3 separate regions of the Homo sapiens genome follow, and regions 2 and 3 are each linked to region 1. The links are chromatin loops, found by intact Hi-C in ENCODE. Cell type or tissue: PC-9. All regions are shown on one strand.

Evidence for each region. Peaks named below come from ENCODE experiments on the same cell type or tissue, not always from the same donor. Only the 100,000 strongest peaks of a DNase experiment are listed, where the experiment ranks them.
Region 2: a loop joins it to region 1, with 2.2 times the contacts of the local background. A loop is called at or near these places in 19 of 110 quality-filtered maps.
Region 3: a loop joins it to region 1, with 4 times the contacts of the local background. A loop is called at or near these places in 2 of 110 quality-filtered maps.

What each region holds. Positions count from the first base shown.
Region 1 is chr12:109,947,654-109,955,653 of GRCh38, reverse strand. GIT2 (GIT ArfGAP 2) reads left to right here. Exons shown (of 20, transcript NM_057169.5): 13 at 2,420-2,562; 14 at 4,338-4,487. Among named protein-coding and RNA genes, the nearest start is that of GIT2, 45 kb to the left of the region's middle. RefSeq lists an enhancer at 7,583-8,000. In PC-9, no CTCF peak of the experiment used is centred here; DNase peaks (open chromatin) are centred at 3,723 and 4,373; H3K4me3 peaks cover 565 bases; H3K27ac peaks cover 2,201 bases.
Region 2 is chr12:109,999,115-110,007,114 of GRCh38, reverse strand. It overlaps ANKRD13A (ankyrin repeat domain 13A), which reads right to left and starts at 7,685. Exons shown (of 15, transcript NM_033121.2): 1 at 7,331-7,685. The coding sequence starts at 7,426. It also overlaps a transcript of GIT2 not described here. RefSeq lists enhancers at 1,466-1,605, 7,772-7,961 and silencers at 7,472-7,561, 7,572-7,691. In PC-9, no CTCF peak of the experiment used is centred here; DNase peaks (open chromatin) are centred at 3,944, 4,314, 5,324, 7,974 and 1 weaker place; H3K4me3 peaks cover 1,641 bases; H3K27ac peaks cover 3,092 bases.
Region 3 is chr12:110,035,785-110,043,784 of GRCh38, reverse strand. It overlaps ANKRD13A (ankyrin repeat domain 13A), which reads right to left. Exons shown (of 15, transcript NM_033121.2): 14 at 7,457-7,524; 15 at 4,022-6,426. The coding sequence ends at 6,231. C12orf76 (chromosome 12 open reading frame 76) reads left to right here. Exons shown (of 2, transcript NM_001389625.1): 2 at 1,326-2,608. The coding sequence ends at 1,411. Among named protein-coding and RNA genes, the nearest start is that of C12orf76, 8.7 kb to the left of the region's middle. RefSeq lists an enhancer at 773-1,286. In PC-9, CTCF peaks have their summits at 205 and 410 (motif pointing left); DNase peaks (open chromatin) are centred at 414 and 4,524; H3K4me3 peaks cover 1,330 bases; H3K27ac peaks cover 3,109 bases.

The DNA of each region.
Region 1 (8,000 bases):
ATGTGCCCTACGGAGAAATGTGTGTTAAATAAGCATCATTCAGGCATGATTTATAGTGCCGTTGGCCATGAGTTCAATGTTAATGAATCAATACTATGTATTAAATAAGGTATCTTTAAACAGAAACACACGTAGAACAAGGTTATATATTGATTGGTTGATAACCCCAGAAGCACTGATCTAATATTGGCCAAGTCACAGCAACTTTTTAGAACATAACTACCAAGAGGCTGGGTGCGGTGGCTCACACCTGTAATCCCAGCACTTTGGGAGGCCGAGGTGGGCAGATCACGAGGTCAGAAGATCGAGACCTTCCTGGCTAACACGGTGAAACCCCGTCTCTACTAAAAAAATACAAAAAAATTAGCTGGGTGTGGTGGCGGGCGCTTGTAGTCTTAGCTACTCAGGAGGCTGAGGCAGGAGAATGGCGTGAAACCGGGAGGCGGAGTTTGCAGTGAGCCAAGATCGCGCCACTGCACTCCAGCCTGGGCAACAGAGTGAGACTCTGTCTCAAAAAAAGAAAAGAACATAACTACCAAGCATAACAAGAATTGACTGTGTGTGGCTATAAGTGCTCGGAGAAAAACCTAGAAATAGATCAACAAATAACAATGGCTATAAGTGATTATCTTACTTGTTCATTAGTTTCTAAATTGAATATATTGACTATTCTGTAATTATATTTATGTGTTTTAAAATATTTAAACAGTTAAAATAGGATCTATCCTTTATTATTATTATTATTTTTTTTTTTTTTGAGACAGAGTCTCGCTGTCATCCATGCTGGAGTGCAGTGGCATAGTCTTGGCTCACTGCAACCTCCACCTTCTAGGTTCAAGCGATTCTCCTGCCTCAGCCTCCCAAGTAGCTGGGATTACAGATGTGCACCACCACGCCCAGCTAATTTTTGTATTTTTAGTAGGGATGGGGTTTTGCCATGTTGGCCAGGCTGGTCTCGAACTCGTGACCTCAAGTGATCCATCTGCCTCAGCCTCCCAAAGTGCTGGGATTACGGATGTGAGCCCCTGCGCCCAGCTAGGACCTAGTCTTTTTAAATAACCACCATTCATCACCCAGATATCATCCATCCATTGTTTCCTCAACATCTCTGGGAAACAATATTAGAAGTCAGAGTTTGAGTTGCCTGAAAGAAATCAGAGAGACTTGGGTAGTTTGTGAAATCTTTTGTTCAAAGTGTATTAGATCCTCTAGAATAATCCCTGCTCCCTATGGGATAGACACTCCCTGTAACATGCACATGTGTATTTGTTTGATTCATTCTCCTTTATCTCTTTCTCTCGCTGAGATGCAGGTAATTGACTAAATGCCAATGTTTCTATTCTTTTTTTTTTTTTTGAGACGGAGTCTTGCTCTGTCGCCCAGGTTGGAGTGCAGTGGCATGATCTTGGCTCACTGCAAGCGGGTTCATGCCATTCTCCTGCCTCAGCCTCCCGAGTAGCTGGGGCTATAGGCGCCCGCCACCACACCCGGCTAACTTTTTGTATTTTTAGTAGAGGCGGGGTTTCACCATGTTAACCAGGATGGTTTCGATCTCCTGACCTCGTGATCCGCCCGCCTCGGCCTCCCAAAGTGCTGGGATTACAGGCGTGAGCCACCGCGCCCGGCCCAGTGCTTCTATTGTTTGAGTGCCTAGGTTCTGGCTCCAGTTTAACAATTTGCTTTCTGTTTTGAGTGACATTACCTTGTAAATATGTTATAGGTATTCATAGAATTACAGTTTATCTTCCATTACCTACAGCCTTATCTTCATGACCTGGAGCTAGGCTCTATCTCTAGAAACTTGGGAACCTGCCTTCTTTATCTGAGCAGTTCCTTCCTAAGCCATCTGTTTAATTTGCCCATATTTGGCAGGTAGATGAGAGGAATGCTGGAGTCTCTTATGTAGCTGTCCACCTGGTTGAAAACTTTTTCTGTTATCTCTGTATTGGTGTGAATATAACGTTGCCATTTCTGTCATTTTTTTTCAGTCCTTGTTCATTTTGTTTTTGTCTTTGTTTTTGCTCTTAGAGACAGGGCCTCACTCTGATGCCCAGGCTGGAGTACAGTGGTGCAGTCATGGTTCACTGCAGCCTCAATCTCCTGGGCTCAAGCAATCCTCCTGTCTTAGCCTCCTGAGTAGCTAGTAGCTGGGACTACAGGCCTGTGACACCAGGCCTGGATAATTTTTAAATTATTGTGTAGGGATGGAGTCTCATTGTGTTGCCTAGGTAGGTCTCAAACTCCTGGCCTCAAGCAGTTCTCCTCCTTGGCCTCCTAGAATGCTGGGATTACAGGCAAGAGCACAGCATTCAGCCCTTTAAGTCCTTTAAATGGCTAAACCAAAAAATCCTCTCCGTAGTTTTTTGGAAGAAAAGCAATGTTTTAAGCCTGAAGTAAAGTTGTTTGCTTTTATTGATAGACAATGTGGAGCTCATACTGAAAACCATCAATAACCAGCACAGCGTTGAGAGTCAAGACAACGATCAGCCCGACTATGACAGCGTGGCATCAGACGAAGACACAGATTTGGAAACCACTGCAAGCAAAACAAACCGGCAGAAGGTGAGAGGCCATGCGTCCCATGGAAGGGCAAGCACGCATCAGCTGAGGGCTAGCCCTGCCAAAGCTGCTGTGCAGTGAGGTTGGGTTTGTTACTAGCTCAGGCCAAGCAAAGGTGAAACAAGGTTAAATGGTTTTAAAATAGGGATCCTTGTCCCTGCATCACAGCCCTGCTGCAGTTGAGACTTTATAAAACTTGTGAGGAGTGATTGGTGTGTTTTATTCATTCAACAAGTGTTTACTGAGTGACTTCTCTGGATATTACTCTCCTGAATGAGGCCTCGTCCCTTTCCTGTGAGGCTCTCATTGCCTAGGAGAGAGAGAACTGCGGAGAAGGCACAAAGTGATGTGTGTCATACGAAGCACACACAGGCTGAGGGAGTGAGCAGAGAGAGAATCTATGGCTGGGAGCATCAGGTGGGGCTGTGTCATAGGACAGCTCTTAAGATGCGCCTCAAGGGACGCTTGGGATTGGGGCATGTGGAGGAGTCAGAAAGAAAGTGAAACCAGGGCATCTAAGGGGAAGCTGGTCATGCATAGGGACAGCCTAAAAAGGTTGGGACTCGAAGCTGCAGCAGGAGGGGTATGACACCCGACGGAAGAGAGTGGGCCTCACAGGCAGTGCAGAGCCCAGGATGCCATGTCTGGGGAGGACTCTTCTGGTGGGTTAGAGAGTGGAGGGAGAGATCCATACTGGAGCTGATGCAGGCCACCTAAGGACCCATGCTAGGATGGTGCGGGTGGGAGAGACCTCGGCACCAGAGTGTGAGCTGGGGGAGAGGGCAGCAGGACCCCAGGCTGTGCACCCTCTGCTGACCCCCAGGACACACCCACAGAGGGGCTTGGCAATCATTTGAGAATGGATGAATAGGAAGGTAGAATAGAAAAGTCTTGGCAATAAGTCGGAAGGTTGAAGTGGGGAGACAGATTTATAGAAGATTTGTTTGGAGTTCTTCGGCCCACATGACTGTGAGAAAGATGGCGTCATTAGCAGATGCAGGGGACACCCCTGCGCAGACTTCCCGGAAGCCACCTGGTTCACTCAGTGAGAGCCGAGGTCATTCCAAGACCCTCTGTGACCAGGCCCTCTGTCAACCGCCTGGCCTCCTGCCCAGTCCATCCCACACACCTGCTCCCTCTAGCTGAGCTCCACTGCAGGCTGGAATGTTCTTCCTCCAGATTCATGTGACTCATCCCCTCACCTCCTGGGGCTCTGCTCACCTCTCACCCACTCACAGGCTTACCCCAGCTCCCCGCTTAACATGCAGCCCCCTACCCTGCTCTGTCTTATCTTTTCCCACAGCACTCATCACCCTCAATCATGCAATATATATACTCTCTCATGCTGTTGGAATATAAACACCATGGAAGCAGGAATCTTTGTCTCTTTTCTAATATATCCCAAGCACCTAGAACACTGCCTAATGTTCAATGAAAATGTTGGAATGAATGAATTAATGAAAGAATGAATAAAAACAAAACAAGAGTGAACGAGAGAAAGGCTTACAAGACAGGACAGACCTCCTTAGACAGTCATTGTCAGCATAGATGTGTAGCCTCACTGCCTGTTCTATTAGAAAATACTGACTTTCAAATTTTTTAAATAGTATAGTGACCCTACTTTTATGTTTTAGTTTTGCATTACTCTCAGAGGCCTTGATTTGGTTTGACTAACTTTGCAATTCAGCTGGCTTGGTCAGAATTTGAAATTCTTGAGCTGTTAGTCTTTAATGTTCTCGTCATCTCAGATTGTGAACGTTTTCCCAATTTATTTTTAGAGCCTAGATTCAGATTTATCAGATGGACCAGTCACTGTACAGGAATTTATGGAGGTCAAAAACGCTCTAGTGGCTTCTGAGGCCAAGATACAGCAGCTAATGAAGGTGAATAACAACTTGAGTGACGAGCTGAGAATTATGCAGAAAAAGGTAACATGTTAATAAATGCCAGGACGGTTGACGCTTTAATCCCATAGTACAAGGAAGAATCTCAGGCACTGTGATGTGGTCCGAGGAAAGAAAAACAGTTATTGTAACAGCCTTAGAAATCTTTGGGCCAAGTTGTCTTTTTGAAGCAGGATGTATTTGGATATTTAAAATGAAATATATCCAGAGTAAGTTCCCCAGGTAGGAGAAACCTAACATCTATTTAAGCATTTGTGCCCATTAGAATAACCCTTGGACTATTCTGTGCTTCCTGGAAACCTGGATGGGGCTCCATGGATGTGATTCTTCCCATTGCTAGGGAAGGATGATCACACCATGGAGACAGAGCCAATGAGAGCCCTGGGCAGGGGCATGTTTATCAGCATTCAAACCCTGCTCCCACCCTGGCAGCCCTATCCCACATCCCCACCTTATTGCTCACCAGTTTTTACTACTAACTTGTATTATCCCCAGAGCCTACAGGAGGGCCTGCCACAGAGTAGGTGCTCAAAAAATAAGAAAAAACATTTCATTTGTACTAGGAAGAGCTGCACACTGGTAAAAAACAATCTCATTTGCTCAGCATTTTCTCATTCATTACCTTTTGAGAGAATCAGAACCGTGTGAATATATTAATCCCTAAAAGGAGTGTGGTTGATGGTAGCAAGGAATACCCTTAGTAGGAGGGGGATTGTGTATGCAACTCCTTATGAGATGGCTAAATAAGGGAATTCGAAAAATTGCAAATTTTGCCCATGACTTTGTGGGTATCACTCATCATTCAGCTCTAAAATGAGATTTGGACACTTTACTTAACCAGAAACAAAATGAAATATATAATCTATGTCTTTAGGCTGTCATTTGAGAAGTAAGGTTTTCAAATCATTTTCAAGACCTGAGGACGTGGCACACTCCATGTGTGCCTGGACTCTTTTCAGTGCTGCTTCCTAAAGGAAGGTGGAAGAACTAAAAAGGGGCCCATGCCCCTCTGTTTACTAGGGAAGGAAATTGCTGTGCACTTTTGCCTGGGGTTTGGTCTAGGATTCTTTTGATGTTGACTTCTAGAGCATTTTTGAGACTTTTTGAAATAAATGGCTCTAATGCCTATAGTAGCAGGGAATGAAGAATGCTTAAGATCAGCTAGCCTTAAACGAACAGACACTTGTTCTGTGTCTCCCAGCCCTGTCTAGGGCTGCCGTGCAGCTGTAAACGAGACAGACCGAGAGCCCCTTTGTCATAACATACAGGACCTGTATTTTCTTTGCCTTCTTTGGAATATATTTTATTTAGTGGATTATAGTTTGTTCCATTAATTGGACTAATAATTTTGACCAGGTGACTATTTCTGAAACATGCTGATTTTGCCACTGTAAATCAATCTGCTGCACATCACCTTTTAAAATCTAACAATGCTTCTTTTAGTATTTTTGGAAATCACCAGAGAGAGCCTCATTATCTCTGAAAGCAAATGTCTTGAGCTTCTTTGAGAAATGCAAAGTGAAATTATTTGCTTTTGCTTATTGATTATCTCATCAATTCTTAGAAGTGCTTTTGATTTCTGAAACTATTGAATTGTCTATAACTTTTTATTTTCCCTTATACTCCTTCCAAATAAAAAAGTGTAGCCTGGTTCTTATTAAGATAAACGTCATTAAAATTTATGTGAAGACATCTCTCTAAATACAGAGTACTAACATTTTTAAAAATTGAAACCAAGAACTTGTGCTCATGAGAACACATTCAGACAAAATCCAGGCATGAAAAGTGTTAGGATAAAGTTTCAGATTTCAAGGCCTTAACTAAATAACTGCCACAGAGGCTTTTTATACAGACAAACACGTGATCACATGCACCAGTGCCCCATTGAGGGACCTGTGTCAGTTACACACCTCAGTCCTTGAACCTTGACCATTTCACTCTAGGCCCTGGGTTCTCTAATGAATAGTTTCAACAGGCACTTCATGCCTGTCTGTATCCTGGAATGTAGAAATGTTCAGGGCTGCTTTGTCAGCTGCTTTGCAGCTGTTCTTTCCCTGGAAAGGGAATTGCAGATATGAGCTATACCCTGCCAGCCTTTGTGATATAAAAGCATTCTATCATTCTGTAATGGCTTGCTCTTCAGAGAAACAGAATGAGTGGTCTTTTTGTGGAAGAGGCAGTAAGTCACACTTTCACAGCAGTTTGGCATGATTAATATAAAGTATATGGAATTTGTTTATTTAGCAAAGATGTATTGATTATATTTCAAAGTTGGGTAAAGTTTTTAATATACATAAAGTTGACAAAGTAGCATGATTTGTATCTGATCTTTCACATTTAACAGTTGCTTGGAAAAGATGCTAATTAATGAAGAGGAGCAACTACTATTGGTGTATTTTTCACAGATTGGTGCTTTCTAAATAAAAATTGAAAGTAACTCCTAACATTGAATGGGTTTGCTACTGAAAAAGTAATGATCTTCTGGTGCAAACAGTTGCTTGTGGACTTAAACCTTGGCACTGGTGGGGAATTTGGTCAGATTTTACAATCTCTGTCAAAGAGTAGACAGCTGAACTCACACCACACCCAGCTTATAGAATGTCCATGGAAGATGAAGGCGCACCAGAAGGGAAGGACCCTGCGCAGAATGGACGTGGTGAATGGTGTTTAAAATGCCAGATGCCAAAGAGTAACACGATTCCCTGCTGACCCCTTAACTCTAATCCATCCAGCACCATGGAGCAGCCTGCATGTGAGGAATGGAAGGAGCATTCAGGGCCTCCAAGTGACAGTCTCTAAAATGGGGTGGTGCCAGGCAGATTAGCATGTTCAAAGCTGACACCACTGAGGTCGTGTTTTTTGGGTGACAAAGCCAAAGGAGAGAAAGGCCAAATATTCCAGCCCTGGCCGAAAGATGATCACTCACCAGACGGAAGCAAGCGTGCTGCGTGGAGCATCCATGCGAAGATGTCAATTCCATAGATCAATAGGTTTCCAGTTTTCTTCGTGATATGTTAATATAGCAAACTTACCATGATCCGGTTTTCTCTTTTTTCTTTTTTTTTTTACAAAGTGCTGAATTGTTTGGAATATCAAGAGTATTATGTAATAAAAACTTGTTGATCATAATTTTTCTTGTTGGCTTTTTGGAAAGCAATAGGCGATCTGATTTTTCACAAGCTGAACTTCTGTCTTTCTTGCTTTGCAAAGCAACCCTAGTCATCTTTGTGCTGCTTCCATGGTGTCTGCTGTCATTTTTGGCCTTTACAAATTGCTCAGGGCTCATTTGAAAAGCAAGTTACCTAAATGATGTTTTAATGATCTCGAACTCTTGCTTGAAACAGCCTTAGTAATAATCCAGTGTACAGCTTGCCTGCAAACATTTCCCAGCCCCACCATGACAAATTTTAAAGTGGTTAGACATTTTGTTTTGAGGAAGTCCAAACCACAACTTTTCCACATTCAGAAATGAAGCTATTTAATTTGCTTACGTGATGAAGGGAGTTGATTGTGTTTCACCCAATCCAGAAGAAAGGG
Region 2 (8,000 bases), 51 kb before region 1:
GTACTACACAAAGCTACAGCAATCAAGACAACGTGGTACTGGCATAAGGACAGACATACAGGTCAATGGAATACAATTTAGAGTCCAGAAATAAACCCACACATTTATGGTCAATTGATTTTCAACAAGGGTGCCAAAATAATTCATTGGGAAAGAACTGTCCTTTCAACAAGTGCCGCTTGAACAACTGCATATCTACATGCAAAAGAACAAAATTTTGGCTGAGCTCATTGGCTCATCCCTATAATCCCAGCACTTTGGGAGGCCAAGGCGGGAGGATCACCTGAGGTAGGGAGTTCGAGATCAGCCTGATCAACATGGAGAAACTCCATCTCTACTAAAAATACAAAATTAGCCAGGCATGGTGGCGCATGCCTGTAATCCCAGCTACTCGGGAGGCTGAGGCAGGAAAATTGCTTGAACCTGGGAGGCGGAGGTTGTGGTAAGCCGAGATCACACCATTGCACTCCAGCCTAGGCAACAAGAGCGAAACTCCATCTCAAAAAAAAAAAGACAACCCATGGAATGGGAGAAAATATTTGCAAATCACATACTGATAAGGGCCTACTATCCAGAATATGCAAAGAACCTTTACAACTCAACAAGTCAAATAACTCAATTTTTAAATGGGCAAAGGATTTGAGATGACATTTCTCCAAGGAAGATACACAAATTGCCAATAAGCACATGAAAAGATGCTCAACATCATTAATCATAAGAGAAATGCGAATCAAAACCACAATGAGATGCCACTTCACACCCACTAGGATGCGTACAAACAAAACAACAGATAATACCAAGTGTTGACAAGGATGTGAAGAAACTGGAATCTCATACACTGCTGGTGGAAATGTAAAATAGTGCAGCCACTTCGAAAAATTGCTGGCAGTTCCGCAAAAAGTTAAAACATAGAGTAACTACATGACCCAGCAATTCCTCTCCAAGGTATATACCCAAGATAAATGAAAACATATACCCATACAAAAACTTATACATGGGGCTGGGTGCAGTGGCTCATGCCTGTAATCCCAGAACTTTGGGAGGCCAAGGTGGGCTGATCACTTGAGGTCAGGAGTTCAAGACCAGCCTGGCCAACATGGTGAAACCCCATCTCTACTAAAAATACAAAAATTAGCCAGGCGTGGTGGTGCACACCTGTAATCCCAGCTACTAGGGAGGCTGAGACAGGAGAATCGCTTAAACCCAGGAGGCAGAGGTTGCAGAGAGCTGAGATCATGCCACTGCACTCCAGCCTGGGCAACAAAGCAAGCTGTCTCAAAAAAAAGGAAACCCACAAAAACATATACACAAATACACACAGCAGCGTTACTCATAATAGCCAAAAAGTGGCGACAACCCAAATGTCCATCAACTGACAAACGGAGAAACATTTTCGTCTAACAAACAAAACATAGTACATCCATGCAATGGAATATATTCAGTGATAAAAAGGAATTAAGCACCTGAAACATGCCACAACGTAGATGAACCTCCAAAACATTATGCTAAGTAAAAGAAGAAACAAAAGGCCACATATGATTCTATTTATATGAAATGTCCAGAATAGGCAAATCTAGAGACAGGAAGTAGGTTAGCAGGTTGCCTGGGCTGGAGGGGTTGGGGAGAAATGAGGAGTGACTACTACAGGTATGGGGTTTCTTTTTCGGGTGAGGAAAATATTACAGGGTGGGTGCAGTGGCTAACACCTGTAATCTTAGCACTTTGGCAGGCCAAGGCAGGAGGACTGCTTGAGCCCAGTCTGGGCAACATAGGGACACATTTTCTCTACAAAAAAATCTTTAAAAATTAGCCAAGCGTGGTAGTGCTTGCTTGCAGTCCTAGCTATTTGGGAGGCTGAGGTGGGAGGATTGCTTAAGCCGAGAAGGTCAAGGGTGCAGTGAGCTGTGATGGTGCCAGCCTAGGCAAGAGAGTGAGACCCTGTCTCAAAAACAACAAAAAAACAAAAAAGAAAGAAAAAGAAAAAAATTTCTGAAATTTGACAGTAGTGATAGTTGCATAACTCAGCAGATATACTAAAAACCATTGAATAACCTTTAAATGTAGATTATATAAGTGAACTATATCGCAATAAAAATCTTTTGAAAAAATCAATCTGTATATGTTTATACATAATACATAAAACGAATCTCTCATGTACTGTTTGACAAGTTGCTTAATTCCTCCTGAGCTTCAGTTTGCTCGCTTGTAAAACTGAACAATAAAAAAAACCTACCTTACAGTTCTTACAAGGGGAAAGTCCTTAACTTAGCACGGTGCTTGACACCACAGTAAGTGCTGAGAAGAGTTACCTGTTATTATCATACGCCCACACTATGTAGTTTCATATAGCTGTCACTTTCTCCCTAAAAGGGATTTGCTCAAATTGCATTACAGTTATTAGTGGGGCTTAGAATCTTCAACTAATAATATGAGTTCAGAGAACAAGGAGTTTCAGAATTTAGCTGGAATTCACTTTTTCTTTTGAGACAGAGTCTCCCTCTTGTTGCCCAGGCTGGAGTGCAATGGTGCAATCTTAGCTCACCGAGATCTTGGCTCACTGCAACCTCTGCCTCCCAGGTTCAAGCAATTCTCCTGCCTCAGCCTCCCGGGTAGCTGGGATTACAGGCATGCACCACCACGCCTGGCTAATTTTGTATTTTTAGTAGAGACGGGGTTTCTCTGTGTTGGTCAGGTTGGTCTCGAACTCCCGACCTCAGGTGATCCGCCCACCTCGGCCTCCCAAAGTGCTGGGATTACAGGCCTGAGCCACCACGCCCGGCTGGAATTCACTTTCGAAACTGATCATTTAGGTTTTCCTTTTAAGTTTCTTTAGCCATGAGCTATACCCAAATAAAAATACCCATCCTCCTTTAACTAGGAGTTTCCTTCCTATTTGCTCATTTCAGCTCATCCACTTTTCTTGCTCAAAAGCCTTAAAAAAAATTTATTTTTTTTTTGAGATGGAGTCTCATACTGTTGCCGGGCCTAGAGTGCAATGGTGCGATTTTGGCTCACTGCAACCTCCGCCTCCCAGGTTCAAGCGATTCTCCCACCTCAGCCTCCCAAGTAGCTGGGATTACAAGCACCCGCCACCATGCCCAGCTAATTTTTCATATTTTTAGCAAAGATGGGGTTTCACTATGTTGGCCAGGCTAGTCTTGAACTCCTGACCTCATGATCCACCTGCCTTGGCCTCCCAAAGAGCTGGGAGTACAGGCGTGAGCCACCGTGCCCAGCCAAAAAAAATTTTTTTTTAAGGAGACGGAGTCTTACTATATTGGCCAGGCTGGTCTTGAACTCCTGTCCTCAAGCACTGACCCCACCTCAGCCTCCTCAATCAAAAGCCCTCTTTACTATCTTGCCATCCTCCTGCCGAGCTCTGAGGCCAGGCTGCAGAACCAGACAACTGGACACCCCTTCCAGCTTGCCCACTAGCCTCAGGTGAATTATCAGTTCCCCTGTGCCTTGGTACCTGGCATGCAGGAAGTGCTTCATAAACTCACTGTCACCTTTAGGGGGACTCCAGCAAGAGGCTGCTGGCTAGTCCTCCTCTCTCTCAACACAGACAACCACCCTCACTCCTCTTCACTCTCAGACCATCCTGGTCCTGTGTGGCCCCCACGCTGAGTCAGTGGAAACAGGAATCTTGAGGCCAGTTTCCTAAGGTGAGCTTGAACCCCCGATGACCAAGGGGGCACATGAGGAGAGCAGGCTCTAGGCTCTTCATCTTGGATGCCTAGCCCATGGCTCAGCGATTTGAATCTGTGCCCGGGGCCTCACCTGGCCTGCCCCAGGCTGGAGTGAGAACCCCAGGAATGTCCTCCTCTTACCTAGGTGCTATACTTTTCACCTGCTGGCTTCCTAAACAGGGAGCCTGGCTCTAGAGTCAGGCCTCATTTGCCACCCTCCACCTCACACAACCCAGGTTTTCCAACCCTGTCTAAGGTACACTGACTCACCTTTGCATCTGTCCCCTTAAGTGTTCATGTCTCACCATCAGTAAGAAGGCCAAAGAAGTTTAACAGACTTCTTTAGCTAAGCGGCCAACGACATAAGCAGAACACAAACAGTTTCAACTTCAGCAACCAACTTCAAGGCCCCACTGAATATTAATGAGCTGATGGGTTAAGAGGCACTTTATTAAATGCCTCTGCTGATCAAATGAAGGCCTGAAACAATCTGGTAGTTGGCATAGTTACACAACTGCCTGCTATTAGTGAGACAGTGGGATTGGGGCTGGCTCACACACACAGAAACACGTGCTTATCCTCTTCATCTGGATAAACTTGATTCTTTCTTGTGTTGCTGTTCCTGGAACAGGAACAAAAAACCTGGAAAAAAATTCTTACAGCTATCAGTATACATGCTCCAAGTCTCAATCAGGTGATAGACGGAATGAGGAAACTGACAGCAGAAACTCACCAGCAAACAAAACATTAAGGGAAACAGCCACTTTATTGCTGGGGTGATAAGAATTTTTTGGGTTTTTTTTGTTTTTTGAGTCGGAGCCTCGCTCTGTCTCCCAGCCTGGAGTGCAGTGGCACGATCTTGGCTCACTGCAACCTCAGCCTCCTGGATTCAAGCGATTCTCCTGCCTCAACCTCCTGAGTAGCTGGGATTACAAGCACGTGCCACCACATCCAGCTATTTTTGTATTTTTAGTAGAGACGGGGTTTCACCGTGTTGGTCAGGCTGGTCTCCAACTCCTGACCTCAGGCGATCTGCCTGCCTCAGCCTCCCAAAGTGCTGAGATTCCAGGCATGAGCCACCGTGCCCGGACTTAAGAATTTTTTGTTTTTAATTATGCAATCAATACATCTTCCTTGCAGAAAAACTGGAATATAGAGCAAAAAAGCTCAATCCCCAGGTTTACAAATGATGATTATAATAGCAGCAGCTACTAGTAAATATTGTTTCCAATTACCATATGCCTGCACTTTCAGGTCCATTATCTTCCTTATTTATTCTCCATAATCTTGAAATGAAGTCATTTTTACTGAAAGAAGTATAGTAGGGGTTAAGAATACAGGATTTGGGCAAGGCACAGTGGCTCATGCCTGTAATCCCAGCACTTTGGGAGGCTGAGGCGGGCAGATCACTTGAGTACAAGAGTTCAAGACCAGCCTGGGCACCAAAAGAAGTAGATTCCTAAAAACCAAAACTGGTCATTTTTAAAGTGTCCTAGCTGAGTCTTACAGTTTTTACCTCTGTACCATGTCTAGTAATAGAAAAGGAATTAAATGATCAGTATACTAAAATGCCTAATGGTGAATCATTTAGTCTGAGGGCATGTGTCATATCTCCTTAACTCTTAAATAGTTGGTCTGTCATCTAATTAAGAACGATGACTCTCACAAAAGTTTATCGTATCTGGAATTCTTTTTAAATGAAAAAAGGCCGGCAACAGTGGCTCATGCCTGTAATCCCAGCACTTTGGGAGGTAGAGGTGGGCGGATTGCTTGAGGCCAGGGGTTGAAACCAGCATGGCCAACATGACAAAATACCACCTCCACTAAAAATACAAAAATTAGCCTGTAATCCCAGCTACTGAGGAGGCTGAGGCAGGAGAATCGCTGGAACCCGGGAGGCGAAGGTTGCAGTGACCTGAGATCGCGCCACTGCACTCAAGTCTGAATGACAGAGCGAGACTCCATCTCAAAAAGAAAAAAAAAAAAAAAGAAACAGAAAAGAAAAGAGGGTAATTTTGGACTTCGGTGAGGGCTCAACCACCTTAAATATGGCAGGTTGCAAGCACACAGCTTGCAGCACCCATTCACCAAATGGAGTAATGCTAACCTTCTCAATTTTTGTCAACCATAAGACAAACAATCCTCCTCTTCCTCTACAATTTCTTGACAATTATAGCACCAATTTTGAGCCATTCAAAAACCAGGTCTGTAAGACACTGGATAAAATGTATGAAGTCAACAAGAACAACCATACTAGATTTCAGGGGTAATCACAAATCCTCATCCTAACTGCTAAGTTTGTTAGCTTGAAACTTGAGGGCACCAATACCTCCCAGAATTGTTGGGAGACTTTAAAAGCAGAGTTTCTCAGCCAGGCGTGGTGGCTCACACCTGTAATCCCAGCACTTTGGGAGGCTGAGGCGGGCGGATCACCTGAGGTCGGGAGTTTGAGACCAGCCTGACCAACATGGAGAAACCCCATCTCTACTAAAAATACAAAATTAGCCGGGCGTGGTGGTGCATCCCTGTAATCTCAGTTACTTGGGGGGCTGAGGCAGAAGAATCGCTTGAACCCAGGAGGCGGAGGTTGCAGTGAGCCGAGATCGCACCATTGCACTCCAGCCCGGGCAACAAGAGCGAAACTCAGTCTCAAAAAAAAAAAAAAAAAAAGAAGGAAAGAAAGAAAAGCAGAGTTTCTCAACCAAGACGCTGTCGGCTTTGGGGGCCGGAGAAGTCTTAGTTGCGGGGGGCTGTCTTGGCCATTGTAGGATGTTGAGCAGCATAACCGGCCTCTACCCACTACCAGAAGCACCCACTCCCCACTTTCAACAACCAAAAATGTCCCATACATTGCCAAATGTCCCCGGGGGGTCGTGGGTGCAAAATCACCTCCAACTGAGAGCACTACTGCTTTAAAGAGATAGCAATAATGAAAAGATTAAAGCATCAAAGCACTTTAGAACAGGAAGGGATTTTAAGGAGCCTGAGAACCCGTGATTCTCAAACTTTGCTAGGTATCAGCCTCCCTGGGGAGTTTGTTAAAAATGCGGCACCTGGACCTCACCCCAGACCTATCAATAGAGTCAAGTGTTGGGTTCTGCCCCAGCACCAACATCCTCATTCTACAGCTAAGTTAACGTCGGCCAGAGAGGGAAAATGCCTTGCCCAAGGTCACAGGGCGAGTTAGAACCTGGACTCCAAAACCAACCAAGCCCTTCCTTACAACAAGGAGAGTGTGCTATTCTTACGTCTTTGAGGCAGCAGAACCTAAAAATGGTTAAGACGGTGCATTCCGGAGCCAGCCGGCCCGAGTTAAAATCCCGACTTGGCATTTATCAGCGGGGCGGCCTCGCACAAGGCACGTAGCGTCTGAGGACCTGTTTCCTTCTCTGTCCAGTGGAAAAGTAACAGTACCTACCCACCAGCGTTATTGGAAAGGTGAAGAGAGAAGATATTTAAAAAGCCCGTCGCACGGTAAGCACTCGATACGTGTCCTATTATTAGGACTGTCCCACACCTGCAAAGTGGAAGGGGTCTGGGGATCCCGGGGACAGAGGGCTGGAAATGGGCTCAGGGAGGCGAAACGACCCCCGATTCCCCGAAGTCCCCACCGGGAGACGGACCCCCGCCCCGCCCCTCACCTGGCCCTGCAGCTCCTTCTCGAGCTGCCGGTAGTCGTTTTTCCAGACTAGGAGGTGCAGGGGGTAGTGGTCGCCCGCGTCGCAGGCCGAGGACATGGCGAGGAGGCCGTAACCTGGTCCTCGTCGCCCGCCCCAAGTCTCGGCCCCGGCGGGGTCTCCCGCGCCCGCCTGCCTGCCCTGAGGCCGGCGAGCAAGCGAGCGTAGGGCGTGTTACGCTGCCGGCCGGCTGAGCCGGTCGGGTGCGGGGCGCGCGGGAGGTCCGGGGTCGCCGGCCGGCTCAGGGACCAGGTCGGCCGCGCCCACCCCGCGCCCCGCGGCGTTCCCGCCCGCGCTGACAGCTCGCGGACAGACTTCTGCGGACCTAACTGCCCCAAACAGGGAAGTGCGGAGAGCGAACCACCGCATGCCGCGGCGGGGATAGGCGACCTTGGGCACCGGGTCCGGGGTCCGCGCCATTGCACCCACCTCCAGCTCACACCGAGAAACTCAGTGCAGCCCACAGAACAGAGCTGAGGCTCATTCTCTTGGCCAAAGATCTCCACGCGGAAAGTTCCGTCTACCTGTCCCCAGCTTCTTTCCCCCTGCTCCAGTAGCCCCATGTGGTTCGGTCCACAACTGGGCCTCTTCCATTGGCTCTGAAGTCAGGGGGTGACAACTGAGCCCCGGACCA
Region 3 (8,000 bases), 88 kb before region 1:
CTCCTGGGTTCAAGCAATTCTCCTGCCTCAGCCTCCTGAGTAGTTGGGACTACAGGCACACACCACCACACCTGGCTAATTTTTTTTGTATTTTTAGTAGAGACATGGTTTCACTATATTGGCCAGGCTGGTCTCGAACTCCTGACCTCGTGATCCGCCTGCCTCGGCCTCCCAAAGTGCTGGGATTACAGGCATGAGCCACCGCACCCAGCCAAACATAGCAGATTTGTGAGTTAGTTGCTTCTTTGCTCAAAAGGCCCTGTCAAGACTCATCTTGAGACTGAAATACTTTATTGAATCTCCAGGTTTTTATTAATGGCTTTAAAGGCATAGTTGGGCATCCTGCTCTCTTGCTCCCCTATAGTCAAACAATTCTCCACACAAAAGCCAGAGGAATCTTTTTTTTTTTTTCCGACTAAATCAGATGATGTCATTCCTTTGCCTACAGCCCCCTAGTGGCTTCTCTTTAAACTTAAAATCCGTGTTTTCTTCATGGTCTCCAAGGCCTTGCACAGACCAGCCCCAGCCTTCCTTTCTGGCCTGATTTCCTGCCTCTCTTCCTGCACTCCTTGCCTGGTTGCCTCCCTTCTGTTCACTGAGTGTATTGGGCTTATACTGGCCTCAAGGCCCTTCCTTAGCTGATCTGTGGGCCTGCAGCATGCTCCCTGCAGAGCCTCACTCGTAAGGTCTCAGTTTTTTGTTGTTGTTTTTTTTTTTGAGGTGGAGTTTCATTCTGTCGCTTAGTGGCGCAATCTCGGCTCACTGTAACCTCCGCCTCTCGGGTTCAAGCGATTCTCCTGCCTCAGCCTCCTGAGTAGCTGAGTAGCTCAGGAGTAGCCTCCTGAGTAGCTGGCGGATGCCACCACACCTGGCCAATTTTTGTATTTTTAGTAGAGACGGGGTTTCACCATGTTGGCCAGGCTAGTCTCGAACTCCTGACCTCAAGTGATCCACCCACCTAGGCCTCCCAAAGTGCTGAGATTACAGACACGAGCCACCACACTCGGCCTGTCTTAGTTTGTGAGTCTCCTCCTCGGATGCTTCCTGACTGTCCCCCCTTCTTGCTGCCCACCCTGTCTCCATCCCTAGCATGTTACTGTTTTTTTTTTTCACGGTATATCAAGCTATGTGAAATGCTCTCATCTGTTTGTTTCTCCCCCAACTATATTTAGAGACAACTGGAGAGAGGATCTGTTTACAGCTGTTTGCACAGCACTTGACATAGTGCCTGGCAGCAAGTGGCATTTGATAAATCATTGGCAGTGAGTGGATGAATTGCCTAACCTGGAGCTGCCATTAGGAAGTAACCTGTTTTCCCTTTGCAGTGTTGATGGGAACCATTTTCAGCATCCTGCTGGTGACTGTCATCCTTATGGCATTTTGTGTCTACAAGCCCATTCGGCGTCGGTGACAGCCAGACAAGTTCTTCAATGAGTATTTGGGAATAGGATAAGTTGTGTTGCACACAGGCCAGTGGAGAAGTTGGAACCAAAACTTTCCTACTTGGAAATGACCTTTGGTCTGGACAGTTGGTAAATGCTAAATGAATTAGAAGAAAACATGTACTAGACATTATTTTTTCCTAACACTGTAGCGCAAATAATTGGCCCCTGAGTCCGCTTCTCAGTGTTTCTGACTGTACTTGTTAAAAGTAAGACCTGAAAGCTCCAAAGGTCAGTGTAAAGATGGAGTGTTCATGAGAAAGAAAACATGGTAACCTTGTGAGTGCCTGTAAGAACCACACTGTAAAGAACTCATCATTAATGCTTGAAAATGTTATTAAGAAGGAGACTTACCATGCAGACATTCCCTATTTAAGAACCATTTGGTTACAGTGGGTTAAGAATCACAGATTTTTTTTTTTAATCTCACCTGAGTTAGCCTAGAATGCGCTGGTTGCAAAGTGGTGTCAGCTGTGGGGATCTTGGGCCCTCGTTCCTCACCTGCATCCTGCCCTGCACTCAGGTGCTCCCCCTGAAGTCAGGGTCACATCAGGTAGACCTGTTACTATATGCACCTTTGGCCTGGAATGCTCTGAAGTTGGACTGGAAATGTTACTAGGTTGGCCTGTTACAAAAAGGACCCCATCCTGCTTAAACACATTGATCTCCCTTGCCCTGCATTTGAGTCTTTCTAGCCCACGGTCTGAAACTTGAGGCAGCTTTCCAGATTTGGAATGTAAAAGGCTCAGTGGGCACTCTGTTCATCCCTGGGTGGGGAGGGCCCAGCCAACAGAAGTGCATGTCCACTGTGCGGGCCAGTGTGTGTTTACACAAATTTCATCTCAGCTTTGAAAATGCTGCTATTAGTTTCCACTGTTGGTGAACTGGATTTTTTCCTCCTATTGAAATGATACTTTCATACTTATAAAGCTGTCGTCAATATTTATTTCAAGGTGCTAGATTTAATTTTGTTATTAAATTGAAATGCTTATCTTGTGTTCAAGCACAGCACTGATTTTAACAACCTGCATTTAATGTGAAGTAACCGAAGTAGGATACTGTAACTGTGTAAGGATTTTGTTTGTAATCTTGTAACATTGAACCATTGAAATGTTCAGTTCTTTGCTTTTGAGCAAAACGTCAATTAAAACTAAAGTAAAATCCTATATATTGTTTTACTCCACCAGTTATTTCCCAAGTGTTTGAAATGCAGGTGTGTGTCTGAATTTGATCTAATCACTTAAAGAAGCTCTGTGAAGTGAAATTTCTTTTTTTGAGACGGAGTTTGGTTCCTGTTGCCCAGGCTAGAGTGCAATGGTGCATTGTTGGCTCACTGCAACCTCCACCTCCCGGGTTCAAGCGATTCTCCTGCCTCAGCCTCCAGAGTAGCCAGGATTACAGGCATGAGCCACCATGCCTGGCTAATTTTTTTGTATTTTTAGTAGAGATGGGGTTTCACCATGTTGGCCAGGCTGGTCTCAAACTCCTGACCTCAGGTGATCCACCTGCCTTGGCCTCCCAAAGTGCTGGGATTACAGGCGTGAGCCACTGCGCCTGGCCTAAAGTTGAGATAAAAGTCTCCTAGTGCTGCCTATGATTTAGTGACTGTGGAGTCATATCAGCATGTTGTATTTTTTTCCACCTGGACCTCAGGCTTAAACCTACACATATTTCTAAACAGAGGCCTAGGTGGTACTTTGAACTTCATCACTCACTGTACCACTGAATCACTTGAAATCTCCACATCCAGTTCATCTTCCTTGATGTCATTTGTGGTCAGCAGGAGACTGCGACCAAGCTGGCAGTTATGGCAGTTTCCCTTTCCTGTCATTATTTAGAGCAGACTTTCAATCCCTTGACATGCCACGTTTATGTAGTGTGACAAGCTTGTTTATAGAGCAGAGTGCCTTAGGAACTTAGTTCCTAGCAGTGTCTAACGTGCAGAAGTTGCTCAATTAAAGTTTCTGGCCGAGTGCGGTGGCTCATGCCTGTAGTCTCAGCACTTTGGGAGGCCGAGGCGGGTGGATCACCTGAGGTCAGGAGTTCGAGACCAGCCTGGCCAACATGGTGAAACCCCGTCTCTACTAAAAATACAAAAATAAGCCAGGCATGGTGGCACACGCCTGTAATCCCAGCTACTCGGGAGGCTGAGGCAGGAGAATCGTTTGAACCCGGGAGGCAGAGGTTGCAGTGAGCCAAGATCGCGCCATTGCACTCCAGCCTGGGCAACAAGAGCAAAACTCCGTCTCAGGAAAACAAACAAACAAAAAAAAAAAACCACTTCCTGCTGATATTGGGCCACTCAAGCTTAGCTTTTCAGTTTTTAAATAATCCATAGTCATTGCACCTCTTGACCTGAAAGAGTAATGGTTTTCTTCATAGTGTCCTTGTGGCTTCAAAGTATTGATATCTACTTTCCCCTAAAAGCAAAGCAGCTCCTTTACATCTTCCCAGAAATACAGCCTCATTTCTGGAACCCATACATTTCTACTGGCCACTGCCTTTGTTGTTTTTAATACCCGCTTATTTAGATATAGGAAGAGTTTGGAAGCCTTATCATCTGGACTTCTAGGAACAGCCTCACAAAGCAGTTGGCTTCAAGGGATAGCATTGATGCAGAGCTTTGATGTTGGCTGGGCTTCCCTTACCCCACAAGAGCCAGTTCCCCTCCAGGAGGACCACAGAGGTGTCAGAACAGCCCAACACTGGCTTGCTTTTAGTTGCCATTTGAAACAAGCAGCATGGGGCTTGTTAACCTGGGCAGGAAGGCTGGGAGGAGCATGCCACCTTTGCAGTGATGAACTGAGCGAAGTGAGGCATTCTAATGTTCTACTGACATACGTAACAGGAAGTGTGGGTACATCCAGTGACTAGAAAAAACTGAAAAGGAAAAAGACTCAAAGACTGGAATTTTGTATGAGCACCCTCTAAGGAAGCAGTCTTTATTTGCATTTTTAGAGTGAACACATATATGAAAAACACTGCAACAGGTTGACACAATGCTCAGTCCCTTTTTAAGTGAATTCCTGGGGAGAAAGTCAAGGACCTTAGGGAGCAGAGCAGTGGAATGCAAACACAGAAATTACCTATGAGTCACTTTTGTGAGCCAATGACACGGCCTCACTGCAGCCATTCCAAGAAGTATCTTTGCTCACGGTAAATGCAAAGTAAACAAAATACCACACTGCATATTTGAAACAAACAAATGTGACGTTGCCTATACTGGCCTCATGTGCAGAAGGAATTTTGGTCAGACAATGACAAAAAAAAAAAACAAAACAGATTGTGAAATGGAATTAAAAGCACAATTCTTTGTATCTGGGAACGTTTCACTGGCAACACTAACTGTATGATACAGACGTTACCTGGAACAGTAGTTATGTTTCTCTTCCTATCCCCAAAGAAGCACAATAGAAGAAATAGACGCAAAATGGAGGAGGGTGTTGTTTACCAGGTTATTTCAGTGCAGCCTGTGGGAATGAATACACGGGCCACAGTGAGCAGTGCCCTTGGCTGTATTCCCCAGGGTTCTGTATGTTGTGCGATGGTTATATACAAGAGGGTTTGACAAAAGAGAGTTAACTACTAAAGGTATCCAAAAAAGGCCTGAGAAAATCTGGTTAAAATGTATAACCTTGTATTGCTACTGATGGGAGTTGTTTTTATATCTTTTACAAATAATAAAAAGATTGTTAAAAAATAGATTTATCCAGAAAGATGTTGATTTGAACTCTAAAAAGCAACGTGGAATCATTATTTTCCCTTTTGAATGAAGAGCCATGGAGCTCCGTGGTTTTCAGCTCCCTTTCTGGTTGCAAATCAATCCTTCCTCTGGAGTGAGTCTAGGGCATGCGGGCTCTTCCTAGGTGTCTACGTGGAAATCCTTCACTCATGCAGGTGTAGAACACACCTGGTTTGGTTCTGTGTGTTCCAATATTTTGGCCAGCTTGCCCACTTCAAGAACAAGCCTCAGGTTCCCCTAGCTGCTCCTTCAGGGACAGGATTAGCTGCCTTTGATTTAGCCTGGAGAATCCTGCTCTCAAAAGAATTGCCTTTACAAATTCAAATCAGATCCTTCGATGCGTGCAGTGAGGTGATGTGAAACTATTAGTAATGTTTAAGGCTAAGGCAACATCCATGGCCATTTGTGTATCTTAATTTGATGCAAATAGTTAACAATAATCTAAAATAGATTCTATATGTATCTCCTCTAACTTTAGCTGGGTGTGGAAGGAATGGAATCAGATAGATGGAGGAAGAATAATGACAATGTCCTAGAAACCCTGTAAAAAGGTAAAAATAAGGAGATCAGCACAGATTACCCATTTCTTTGGTGAACAGTAAAGAAGTGTCTCCAATTCTCATAGATCACACTTTACAAAGGCGGCTGCTGCTCTTATATATAAAAGCACCCTGACTCTGCAATAACTTGTCTTGTTATCACTCCTTGATAAAAATTTATCTACAAACCTGCGGGGATTGGGGTTTTGTCTAAAGCTGGTAGTAAAAATGTGACCTGCAAGCCAATACAGCTAATGGAAAGTGATGATGCTCTCCTCCCCTTAGCCTGGAGATGGGGCCTGCAATCCCTGGTCCCTTCTCCACCCCAGGGAGCAGCCTGGATGGGCCCAGGAGTCCCTGGTTCTGCACCTCTGCATAAAGAAGGGGCAGTTGTTGCCTGCTGCATGCACGCAAGGTGCAGGCCCTTAGCCCTAGGGCCCTGGTTGACACAGCATCTGTGACAGCCCACAGCCTCTGCTTTGTGCAGAGGCTCACAGGCTGAAAGGTCTATTTGTCAGTGAGTGACAGCTGTAAGACTTGCTGGAGCTCAGCCTCTTCCTCCTGGAGCCGGAGCTCCCATTCCTCCAGCTCTTTGGCAGAGAGCTCCATGGCTAGCTGCAAGTCATTATCAAAACGGCTTGTCTCGCTCAGGGCGCTGGGGCACAGGCCTTCTGTGCTGGTGAGGAGGCTCTCCTGGATGGCCCTGGGTTGGAAAACAGATAAAAAGGGAGAGTCACTACTATCATCATCATGGTGGCAGCAGTAACTACATTTCTTAACCGCTTACCAAGGGCACACTGTGCCAGGCATTTAATATGCATGATGCCAATTAATCCCACATAACTGGCGGTGTAGGTGTTGTATACGGGTGAGAAACCCCACAATCTTGCCCAAGACCACCCAACCAGTAAGTGATAGGGCTGGGAATTGAACTTGGATCTGTTTTAAAGCAAAACTCAGGTTCTTCATCAACAGGCTCTCATAGACACCTTAAGTATAAGTCTTCGTAAAATGAATCCTCGCGGTTTTTCCCGTAATCTCTGGAGCTGTTCCTCCAAACTTCCTTATCTTTACAATTATATAAACTTCCCACTGAGGACATCTAGGCCCTGTGATCATACATCATTCATAGAAGATCAAACCAATCAGAAAAAACTGACTCAGTACGTTTCCCCCAATGGCACTGACCTGTGAACCAGTCAGCAATTCTATCACCCATTCCTGGAAACTTGCTATCAAGAGTCTAGAGTTATTATAAGTAACTGCCACAAGAGGAAGCAAGAGAGCCAACACTTTAGTCTTTTTTTTTTTTGAGACGGAGTCTCGCTCTATCGCCCAGGCTGGAGTGCAGTGGCGCGATCTCGGCTCACTGCAAGCTCCGCCTCCTGGGTTTGCCATTCTCCTGCCTCAGCCTCCCGAGTAGCTGAGACTACAGGTGCCTGGCACCATGCCCGGCTAATTTTTTGTATTTTTTTTAGGAGAGACAGGGTTTCACCGTGTTAGCCAGGATGGTCTCAATCTTCTGACCTCGTGATCCGCCTGCCTCGGCCTCCCAAAATGCTGGGATTATAGGCGTGAGCCACCGCTCCTGGCCTACTTTTTCTAGTCTTTCCTGCCAGTTTGTGGCACCGTACATCTGCCTGAGGACCAAATGCACAGTGCCACGCGTCTGCTCGCCTGTGTCCAGGCCTGTGTTCACCCTGGTTTATTCCAGAGTCACGTCAGTCAATCACCTCTCATACTGGGCGTCATAGGTGTTTGTCTGGCTGATCCCTCCATTCGAAGCTGGTCCTGAAAGTTCCTGGCAAAGACAAATGTGATAGACATGAATACGTCTTAGGAGAAATTGGTGCCATTCTGGTAAGGAAACGATGGCAGCAAGAACCAAATTAAAAGTCTTTCCATGACCATTATCAATAGTGCTGTGTGAAAAGCTAACAGGGACTTGGGTTACCTCAAAAACAACACCTAAGTGGGAGGTAGTAACATGCCACAGCCTAACTCACAGCCACAACCTTCTCATCCTTTGTACAAAATCAGTCTCTTAAATACAGCTAACCCACGTGGAAGATATACACAACGAAAAGCAAAAACACAGCTGACCTTGGGCAAAGTTCAAGTGACCAAAGCAGGTTTTTGTTTTTTTAGAGACAGGGTCGCACTCTGTTGTCCAGGCTCAAGGGTAGTGATGTGATCGTAGCTCACTGCAGCCTTGACCCCAGGGCACAAGAAATCCTCCCACCTAAGCCTCCTGACTAGTTGGGAATACAGGTGCAC